Linked DNA regions of Homo sapiens: region 2 is linked to region 1. A link is an interaction called in ENCODE POLR2A ChIA-PET data of the cell type or tissue named here. Cell type or tissue: IMR-90. All regions are shown on one strand. Each heading gives the region's core, and the rest is flanking DNA. Links, peaks and the distances in the headings are about the cores only.

Region 1 (5,383 bases), core at 202-5,201:
AAGTGACCTTGGAGAACTTTCCAGTCTGACTGAGAAACCCCGTCTGCTTTCTCATTTTACAAATTGGAAACTGAGGCCAACATAGGTTTAATTCTTTTCTCCTTAATTCATTGTTGCATGCACGTGTGTATGTGTGTGTCTGTATGTGTGTTTTCTCTCAGGGACCTTGGAAACTGGATGTCTGCACAGTTTTAACATAATTTAGACACAGAATATGAGATTTCTTCCTTTCCAAGGCCCTAAATAACCTACCAGCACCAAGAGGAGGGCTCAAAAAGCACCAAGTTTTATCTTGTGTTGCCTTGAAATACATAATTTTTGCCTAAGTGAACTTCACAAACAATTAAGATAGTAATGCTTTTTGTGAAAATCTAACTAAAATCTATCTGAAAACGTATGAAAATCCAACTAAAACGTGACTCACATCACTCAAGATTCTCACATCTAGAAATACTTTGGGAGTATTTCCAAAGATCAGCTTTGGAAGGTAAGTGCACCTCATGTGCCAATTCTAATAATGGTGGCTATCTGGGCACATTTTAAGGATTCGGAGGGTCTGTCTGAAAAAAAAAAATGCAGTGCTCTGTTAGTGACATCTGGTAGGAGAAGGGAGGAAAGGGGTCAGACTGATAATAAACTTGCTACATATTTGCCACCTTTGGCTTGGATATTAAGGAAACTACCCAAGATTATTTTTTCTGAGCCCTTTCCAATCCTTACTCAAACAAGGTATTAAATACATCAATTTAAAAAATTGCATTCCAGTCATTTCTCAAATTTACATTCGTAGGCAAAGTCAACCAAGGGCATTCAAACAAAGGTAGAAAAAGTACAGAATACAGGCTACATTGCTTCCCAAACACTTCCTTTTTTTCATGTAATAACAAATTGCAAAACAGAATTTGCCTGCTGGAAGAGTGAGTGGAGAATGCAAATATCCCCAGCATCCTGGCTTAGCTATTTCTTGGCCATGCTGCCCAGCACCTGACACTGAGGCATCCTTAGAAATACTTTTGGGAGATTAGGTATGAAAATTCTCTTTGTAAAGCAAAAGTTACATTGGTCTCTTCCCATCCCTGGATTGCTGGAATGAGAACACAGGCAACTCTTTGGAGGGCACCAAGATCAGAGTCTGCCCTATTGACGCAGGTATTTTTGAGAATCAATCTAAAATTGTCGTTATTAAAAAATCATTCAGCCAGGCACGATGGCTCACACCTGTAATCCCAGCACTTTGAGAGTCCAAGGTGGCTTCTGCCTCCTGCCATAAAACCAGTGAGTGTCATGGTGCAGGCAAACCCTGCAGGCTGCTGAGCTGAGAGGAGGCCAGATCCCCAGAGAGCTATGCAGCAGGCACTGGGATACCCCACCCCACCTGGTCCTGCCCCCACACGGAACTCCCGTGATTAGTAGTCCATATGGATCATGTAGACCCATCCAACACACTCCTGGCCTGTGGCTCGGTGACACCCTGCACATGTATTTAACCTCCCCCTTCCTTATATCAGATGTTAAGTGATCAGGTCTGTGGCCCTGTCTCATTAAAGGCTTGTGATTAACTGTGAAAAGAAGGAAGAAAAAGGAAAGGAGAGGAGAGGAGAGGAGAGGGGAGCAGAGGGGAGGGGAGGGGAGGAGAGGAGAGGAGAAGAGAGGAGAGGAGAGGAGAGGAAGAACGGAGGAAGGGAGAAAGGGAGGGAGGGAGGGAGGGAAGCAGGGAAGGAGGGAGGGAGTAAGGAAGAAAGGAAGGAAGGAAGGAAATACAAAGGCTTTGTGTAGACAGTGCCACCAGCTCAGCTTATATAACAAAGCAGCTCACGTCCCAAAGTTCATCACACTTTTCCTCATCATATGATTAAATTTCATAGTGTCCTGGAGATTAGAGAGACAAGCACTCTGTTTTACTGTGAAACCTAATTCCAGACAGATTCAGTGATAGTCAATGGCAGAATCATTGCCAATATTCACAAAATGATACTCATTTCTGGCCACCAAACTAACTTCACTTCCACATCACAGATGTGTCTGCTCTAACCCAAGTGTGTGTGTGTGTGTGTGTGTGTGTGTGTGTGTGTGTGTATCTTTAATATTTGGAGCCCATCAAAATATCCCAAAGATGTCAGCTGACAAATTTAGTACATCTTTTACCCGACATTAGGTACTTATATTTTCAAAGAGGATTTTTTAAAGACCAAAGAGTCTTTCAAGGCCTGAATAATGATTTTGTAATGGCAAAACTTGAAACATCATGAGCAATAAAATAACTTAATGGAACAAAGGAAGTAGGCTCTTCCGCAACTAACCCTGGCTATTAGTTTCCCAAACACTTAAGAAACAGTTTTTTTCAATCAAGTTAGTAATGGATAACCAGCTGTCCATCCACCATATTCATTTCTCACCATTTTCACACAAATTGCATATCATAGCAAGCTATCCAATGGACTTGGTTAACTAAGTTCTTTTTTTTTTCTTTTTTTTTGAGACAGGGTCTTGCTCTGTCACCCAGGCTGGAGTACAGTGGTGAAATCATAGCTCACTGCAGCCTCAAACTCCCTGGCTCAAGTGGTCTTCCTGCCTCAGCCTCACAAGTAGCTGTAACTACAGGCACGTGCCACTACACCCAGCTAATTTTTGTTGTTGATTTTTTTTTTTTTTTTTTTTTTGTAGAGACAGGTTTCGCTATGTTGCCCAGGCTGGTTTTGAACTCCACAGCTCAAGCAATCCACCTGCTTCAGCCTCCCAAACTGCTGAGATTACAGGCATGATCCATAGTGCCCAGCCAACTTAGTTTCTTTGTAAGTGTGTTTACATAAAACCTCACCCTCAAGAATCTGAAATAGAACAGGCAGCACACATTTCTTTGTTCCCCAACTCTACTTACTGTATAGTATGAAATGCTGGGAACTCTAAGAAATGTAAGCTATGGTTCCTGTCCTAAAGAAACTGGCGTAGTCAACACAAAAATAAACAATAGAGCAAATTATCATTTGGCCAATGTAATTCCCACAAAAATGTAATAATACACATACCAAAACCACTCCACTTTTCACTGGTTTCCCTCTGCATTTAGGATAAAGACAAAGCTTCCTAAAAGGGCCTGTGAGAATCTGTGTGCTCTGGGAAACAGCCTTTCTTCTGGACATAGATCCACTTGCTCTCTCTGCTCCAGATACCCTGTCTTTCGGTTCCCTGTCTGAGTATGCTCCCTTCTATCTCAGGGCCTTTGAGCAGACTCTTTCCTGGGCCTGGAAGGCTCTGCACTCCCCTTTTCCCTAGACCATTTCTTTTCATCAGCAGCACTCACCCCACACTCCATATACTTCCACTGTACCCACTGGGTATCTTTCTTGGCACTTTTCACTACAGCAAATCTTTCATTCATTATATAATTATTTTATATTTGTTTCTCTTCAGTCTGAAGATAACCCAAGAAAAGAAAAAGAAAAAAATTTTTAAGTAAAAGATATGCATCTCTCCACTTTTATGCTTAGCATATAAATAAATGGACCCATGAATGAATAGTTATGTAAATAAATTAATCCATACATAACGTTTTCATGTTTCTTTCTTTTTTTTTTTTTTTTTTTTTGAGATGGAGTCTCGCTCTGTCGCCCAGGTTGGAGTGCAGTGGTGGGATCTTGGCTCACTGCAAGCTCCGCCTCCCAGGTTCATGTCATTCTCCTGCCTCAGCCTCCCAAGTAGCTGGGACTACAGGCACCCGCCACCACACCCGGCTAATTTTCTGTATTTTTTAGTAGAGACGGGGTTTCACCGTGTTAGCCAGGATGGTCTCGATCTCCTGACCTCGTGATCCACCTGCCTCGGCCTCCCAAAGTGCTGAGACTACAGGCATAAGCCACCGCACCTGGCCCATTTTTATTTCAATAGCTTTTATTTCAATAGGGGTACAGGTGGTTTTTAGTTACATGGATAAGTTCTTTAGTGGTGATTTCTAAGATTTTGGTGCACCCATTCCCAAAGTAGTGTACACAGTACCCAATATATAGTCTTATCCCTCACCCTTTTCCAACCCTTCCCCGCTGAGTCCCCAAAGTCCATTATATCATTCTGATACCTTTGCATCCTCATAGCTTAGCTCCCACTTATAAGTGAGAATATATGATATTGAGTTTTCCATTCCTGAATTACTTTACTTAGAATAAAGGCCTCCAGCTCTATCTAAGATGCTGCAAAAAATATTATTTCATTCTTTTTCAGGGCTAAGTAGTATTCTATGGTGTGTATATATACTACATTTTTTTTACCCATTCATTTCTTGATAGGCCCTTAGGTTGGTTTCATATCATTGCAATTGCAAATTGTGCTACTATAAACATGTGTGTACATGTGTCTTTCTCAAATGACTTTTTAAAATTAACCCATATCTTTTTATTGGATAGTAACATTTAATAAAGTTATTAAAAGTCTAAAGTTTGCTCAGCAAATATCTCTAAAATTCCCACTGTATACTCTGCTAGGCACTGGAATATAAAGATAAAGGCATTGTCCCTACGCATGCTGCCTACTGAGAGAGACAGACAAGAAAACAAATAATTACAATGCACCCTGCATTCTAGACAACAGAAATCCAAAGTGTCAGAAGATAGAGGCAAGAATTAACTCCTCCTGGAGGAGCTACAGAAGATTTCCTTTTACTTTATTTTAGTTTTATTTATTTTTTGTTTTCCATTTTTTATTTTCGATTCAGTGGGTACATGTGCTGCTTTGTTACATGGGTATATTACTTGATGCTGAGGTGTGGGGTATAAATGATCCCGTCACCCAGAGAGTGAACATAGTAACCAACAGGAAGTTTTTCAGCCCTTTCCCCATCCCTTCCACCCTCCTTGTGGAGTCCCCAGTGTCTATTGCTCCCATCTTGATGTCCATGAGTACCCAGTGTTCAGCTCCCTCTTACAGGTAAGAACCTGCAGCATTTGGATTTCTGTTTCTGTGTTAATTCACTTAGGATAATGGCCTCCAGCTGCATCCACGTTGCTGCAAAGAACTTGATTTTCTTCTTTTTATGGCTGCATAGTATTCCATGGTGTATATGTCCCACATTTTCTTTTTTTTTTTTTTTTTTTTTTTGAGACAGAGTCTCGCTGTGTCACCCAGGCTAGAGTGCAGTAGCATCATCTCTCACCACAACCTCTGCCTCCCAGGTTCAAGTGATTCTCCTGCCTCAGCCTCCCAAGTAGCTGGGACTACAGGTGTGCACCACCACGCCCAGCTAATTTTTGTATTTTTAGTAGAGACAGGGTTTCACTATGTTGGCCAGGCTGGTCTCGAGCTCCTGACCTCATGATCCACCCGCCTTGACTTCCCGAAGTGCTGGGATTACGGCCGTGATTTGTTTATCCAGTCCACCACTGATGGACACCTA
Region 2 (5,383 bases), core at 181-5,180, 460 kb before region 1:
TGATTTTGTTAAAATGCAGATTATGATCCAATGAGTCTGGACTGAGGCCTGAGACTCTGCATTTCCAACAAAAGTCTAGGTGATGCTGATACTCCTGGTCTATAGAACACATCTGAGTAGCGAGGATCTGGATGACTCTCACTTCCACAAGTTTACGTCTACATTATTGGCCATACCTGGGATTAACGGCAATGATTAAGTGGAAAGGTCTGTGTTTATGGTCATAGTCCAACATTCTTTTCAAATCATATCCTAATTAATCTGAGTACCATAGTTACAGACATGAGTAGGGTAAGAACATTAAGTAAGGAGAAAATACCTTGAAAATGAAGATTCACAGATATGCACTTACAGTCATCTTATATTCTGCTCATCAGAAAAGATTTCCTTTCAAAATGAGTGATTTCTTTTTTACAATTCAGTTAAAAACATAGGTTCTTTCCCCACATATGCAGGACATTTTGACACCTTATTATTTTACTTGATTCCACACATGTCCATGTTTTTAGTATCATGTGACAGTTGTGTTGTATTGTAGAGCAGAAAATTAACACAGTGATGTTTAATATGGATTCTCGGGATAATTCCATCAGAGGAGGAAGGGGGGATGGTTCCTTCAAATAAACACAGTACTACTTTAAAATCAGACATTCTTCCTTTAGTCTTCAGATTTCTCTAAATTAGTTAAAGTCTATAGGCCTTAAATATAAAGCTGGCTAGGCAACTAAACTTCCAATCAATGGTAAATTTTGGTGTGACTTTTGCGAATATTTCAGAATTGGCCAGGTGCAGTAGCTCACACCTGTAATCCCAGCACTTTGGGAGGCCGAGGTGGGTGGATCACGAGGTCAGGAGCTCAAGACCAGCCTGGCCAACATGGTGAAACCCCATCTCTATTACAATACAAAAATTAGCTGGGTGTGGTGCGGGCACCTGTAATCCCAGCTACTAGGGAGGCTGAGGCAGAGAACTGCTTGAACCCAGGAGGCGGAGGTTGCAATGAGCCAAGATCGCACCACTGCATTCCAGCCTGGGTGACAGAGCAAGACTCCATCTCAAAAAAAAAAAAAAAAAAAAAAAGAAAAGAAAAAAAAGAAATTTCAGAATTAAGTAAATTTCAGAGAGATGAGATTGCAATCAACATGTTTTCTTTTTTTGTTTTCATTTTTGTGCAAGACGGTTAAGGGGCACATGGGGGAAATGTGCTCATCTAGTTGCTACTTCATATAAGAATAATAAAAAATAATTACTTCACATTTTCACACCACACCATGCTAGCCTCATCTTTCCTCTAGAACAGGGTTAGGCAAACCCAGAGGCCAAACCAGTCCACTGCTTGCTTTTGTACAGCTCACAGCCCAATTGAAAATGGCTTTCGCATTTTTAAACAGTTGGGAGAAAAAAAATCAAAACAAAAATATTTCCTGACATTTGAACATTATATAAAATTCAAATTTTGGTGTCCCTAAAATAAGGTTGCTTTTGTGCTACGTCAGAATTAAATATTTGAGACAGACTATATGGTCCACAAAATGAAAAATATTTATTATCTGGTGTTTTACAGAAGAAGTTTGCTGATTCTTGCTCTAAAGATATCCTCATTTTCCTTTCCTTAATTTTTTTTTTTTTTGGAGACAGAGTTTTGCTCAGTCTCCCAGGCTGGAGTGAGGTGGCTGGATCTCAGCTCACTACAACTTCCGCCTCCCAATTCAAGCGATTCTCTTGCCTCAGGCTCCCCAAGTAGCTGGGACTACAGGCATGTGCCACCACACTGGACTAATTTTTGTATTTTTTTTTTTTTTTGTAGTAGAGATGGGGTTTCACCTTGTTGGCTGGTCTCAAACTCCTGACCTCAAGTGATCTGCCCGCCTTGGCCTCCCAAAGTGCTTGGGATTACATGAACCGCTGTGCCTGGCCCTTAATTTTTACTTAAAATTCAAAAGATGCCTTGTTTTGGAGATTGTACTGGTTTCCCAAGTTTTGACACCCTCTCATCCCTGCATGCACACATAAGTGAGCACACACAAGTGAGCACACACATACAGTGATTTTTTCTCCTTTGCCTTCTCACTCCTTCTCTGATAACCAGCAAGTCTGAGCAGCATCTGCTTCAGAACCCATTCTATTTCCTTTTCCTGGCCAGGAGAATGGAGTTCTTTAAAAAGGGAACTGAAGCTTGAAAGCACAGAGAATCACCTTTCCCTGTTTCATGCTGTCTCTTCTGGCCCAGCTCCTAGAGATAGGGTCTCTAACATATGTTGCAACTTTCCTCCCAAGCCTTCCGTGTGGAAAGTATTCCAAAAGGGAACAGACCTTTTTCTTGTTGCAATTTTCTGTCAAGAAGACTTGTGCCCAGAAAATATAAAAGAAAACTTTAAAATCTCTCCAAAACTTATGAGAGAAATTTGGCATAACCGATCAAGTCTACAGAAAGCATTTTTTTTTAATTTAAATAAAAAGCTGCCAGATTATTTATCAGCTTTGAGGAAGAACAAGAATTTCTATGTTCTTTTCCCTTAGGAAATGACACCAAAAAGAGTGCCTCTGGACATGTATAAGACAGAAAGGAAGAGAAAAATAAAATAAAAGGAATGCCTCAAGCTTTCATGTTATTTGTAAGAGTTTGTAAATGGAGCTATACTGATGACATAAATATGTGAGTGGCTCTAAATTTCAGAAGGGTCATTCATTTCCCTTGCAAAGATATTCTGGGACTATGAATGACTCTTGAGAAAAAGACATAAAAATTCCAAGACTCTGGCACCTTCAACAGCAACATGGTGAAGTGGGGAAAAAAAGGCAGAAAGGGGAGTGAGAAAACTGGAACTCTAATCTGCAGTTACAACTTCTATTGTCATGGACACAACCCCTAAATTTTTTGAGTGTCAGTTCCTTCCACTATGAAAAGAGGAGCAAAATGCTTCCCCACCTGGCTTCAGGGGGCTGTTCTCTGATTCAAATGTGATAATATACGTTAAATGCGCTCTGTTGATTGCAGATAACTAATCCCTTTTAAGATACTGTTTTTATTACCATTTATCTTATGTCTAGAGCTTTATCTCATTGTTTAATCAGTTTCCTTTAAACATCTAAAAAAAAAAGCAAAAAAAGAACTTTTAAATCCAATCTCTATGTTGTGGAAGAAAATTTATTTTCTGGTGTCTACAAAAAAAAATGTAAATCAATAAAAAAATACAGCTGGGCATGGTGGCGTGTGCCTGTAATCCCAGCTACTTGGGAAACTGAGGTGAAAGGACTGCTTGAGCCCAGGAGTTTGGGATCAGCCTGGGCAACACAGTCTGTACAAAAAAATTTAAAAATTAGCCAACGTGTGCCAACATGATGGCACACACCTGTAGACCCAGCTATTCAGGGGCTGAGGTGACAGGATCACTTGAGCCTGGGAGGTTGAGGCTACAGTGAGCTGTGATTGCACCACTGCACTCTGACCTGAGCCACAGAGTGAGACCCTGTCTCAAAAATAAACAAATAAATAGGAAAAACAAAATTTTTAAAAAATAAAAATAAACTGAAATTTTAAAAGATGGACTCAGAGCCAGGATTTGTAAGGCAGCTACTCCTAATGGGTTCCCCTTTCAAGGCAAAGTAGCTGGGGCCTGACCAGACAAATTATTCCACAGGCTGCCATTTTCCAAGAATATAGGGCAAATGTCCTCTAGAAAAATAAAACAAAACAAAACTCATGCTATATTTCCTTAATCTCTGTAATTGAAAGTGGTGCCTGTGGTCTCATTTGATCATGGTTCTCAAATAAATAGAAGTTAGAGGGAAATCAAGCAAAAGTAATAATGTGCACTCAGAAGTACAGGTCTAAGGTAGTTTCCTATCTCCCCCAAAGTATCATTCACCACCATGAGCTATAGTCATTATTTCCTTTGGCATGAGTGTTTTTTTGTTTCTTTTTGTTGTTATTGTTGTTGTTTACATCCAGATATAGAAGATCACATAACCACTATGGGGAAAAATATTATCTTGAAACAACATAACATCACACGGGAAGGAATCACATGGATTTATTTGTATTATAATCTTATGCTCTTTATATAGATTAGTGTACATATCATTACCAATTTTTTCATGGAAAAAAAAAACCTTTCCATAGGTTAAAGAGCATTTTTTAAATTACATGGCAACTTTATGCAAGTCTAATCTTATAATTCTGGAATGCTTACATAGGTTTATAATCTGTTCTCTGAATGCTTAGTGGAAATATTCAACCATCCAAAAATTAAAAAAGAGTAAGTACCAAGCACCTACCATGTGCCATGCCCTGCTTATTACTAGGGTCTCACTGGGGACAGTCATGCTCTTTTACATCCACTGGATGTGTGGCTTCCTCCCAACAGATAGTACTATCCTTGACCCCCCTTCTGGTCAAAGATGCCTTTGAGAACCCGGGACCAGCAAGCATGGTGTACACTCTTAGTTCTCTGAGCCTCCTCTCCCTCATGCCCCACTCTTGACAAAACCCCCTAATGCCCCTCAAATACAAGAGAAGGAAGTTAACTTCACACCCCAAAAAATAATGTTTGGAGCTGCATATTTTTAGCAACTAGAAAATATATGCCTACTACTATTACACTAATAGTGCTAAAACAAATACTAGGTTCTACCAGAAATGTCTCATGCAAAAGAGTTAAATTTCCAATAAAGGAGAAATTAGAAAATAAAATATAGTACACTCTCTCAGTACATGGCTAGGCAGGCATTAATGTTTGTAATAACATGAAGAATGCTTGAGTAATAGTGACTTACTTCACCAGCCTGGAGGTATAAACGTAGCCACATCCTTTTTATTATTCTAATGAATCATGTAAAACCCCAGAAGCCTGTGTGGGCAGGCAGTTTGGTATCCCATATCCCCTCAATCACAATGATGTAGACCAAAGGACTTCGATGACTCTTCTAAATGTGAGAGAACCATGAGTCAGAGGCAGCACTGTTGGCATTGTCACTTCAGGGTCTGCAGACACTGGACAAGGGTCCACAGCTACAGTGAAGCCCTTGTACATTTAGATCCTGAGGCCACCATGGAGGTCACCACTCATTTCAAACGCTGAGCCATCCCACTGTTGCCCAGTCGCGATGTCAGAACTAGGCTGGCCACGGCTGGGACCATATGAAGGCTCAGTACAGGGTCTGGCAAAGACAGACCTGTCTTAGATCCTTTTGGAAACTTCGGGAAGCCCCAACTTCCTATCTCTCACTGTATGTTCTCATCTATCATTGTCATGTTCCTTTCCCACCAAGAGGTCTCAGTCAGGAACACTGTGGTTCCTTCCAAATTTCTCTAATGTTGAATCTTAAGGAGAAACAGCTGGGGTTGGAGTCTCTTCACTCTCACAAGGCTTCTAGACTTCTT

The links. ChIA-PET counts read pairs that join two places held together with the same protein. Peaks named below come from ENCODE experiments on the same cell type or tissue, not always from the same donor. Only the 100,000 strongest peaks of a DNase experiment are listed, where the experiment ranks them.
Region 2: POLR2A ChIA-PET joins it to region 1 with 5 read pairs; 1 of 35 experiments calls an interaction of 5 or more read pairs at or near these places.

Annotation. Positions count from the first base shown.
Region 1 is chr9:81,896,627-81,902,009 of GRCh38, reverse strand. The region is part of intron 5 of LOC105376105 (a long non-coding RNA gene); the gene reads left to right. Among named protein-coding and RNA genes, the nearest start is that of SPATA31D4, 29 kb to the left of the region's middle. In IMR-90, for the core only: no CTCF peak of the experiment used is centred there; a DNase peak (open chromatin) is centred at 2,899; H3K27ac peaks cover 210 bases.
Region 2 is chr9:82,353,912-82,359,294 of GRCh38, reverse strand. It overlaps a transcript of LOC105376107 not described here. Among named protein-coding and RNA genes, the nearest start is that of SPATA31D1, 370 kb to the right of the region's middle. In IMR-90, for the core only: no CTCF peak of the experiment used is centred there; a DNase peak (open chromatin) is centred at 4,854; H3K27ac peaks cover 141 bases.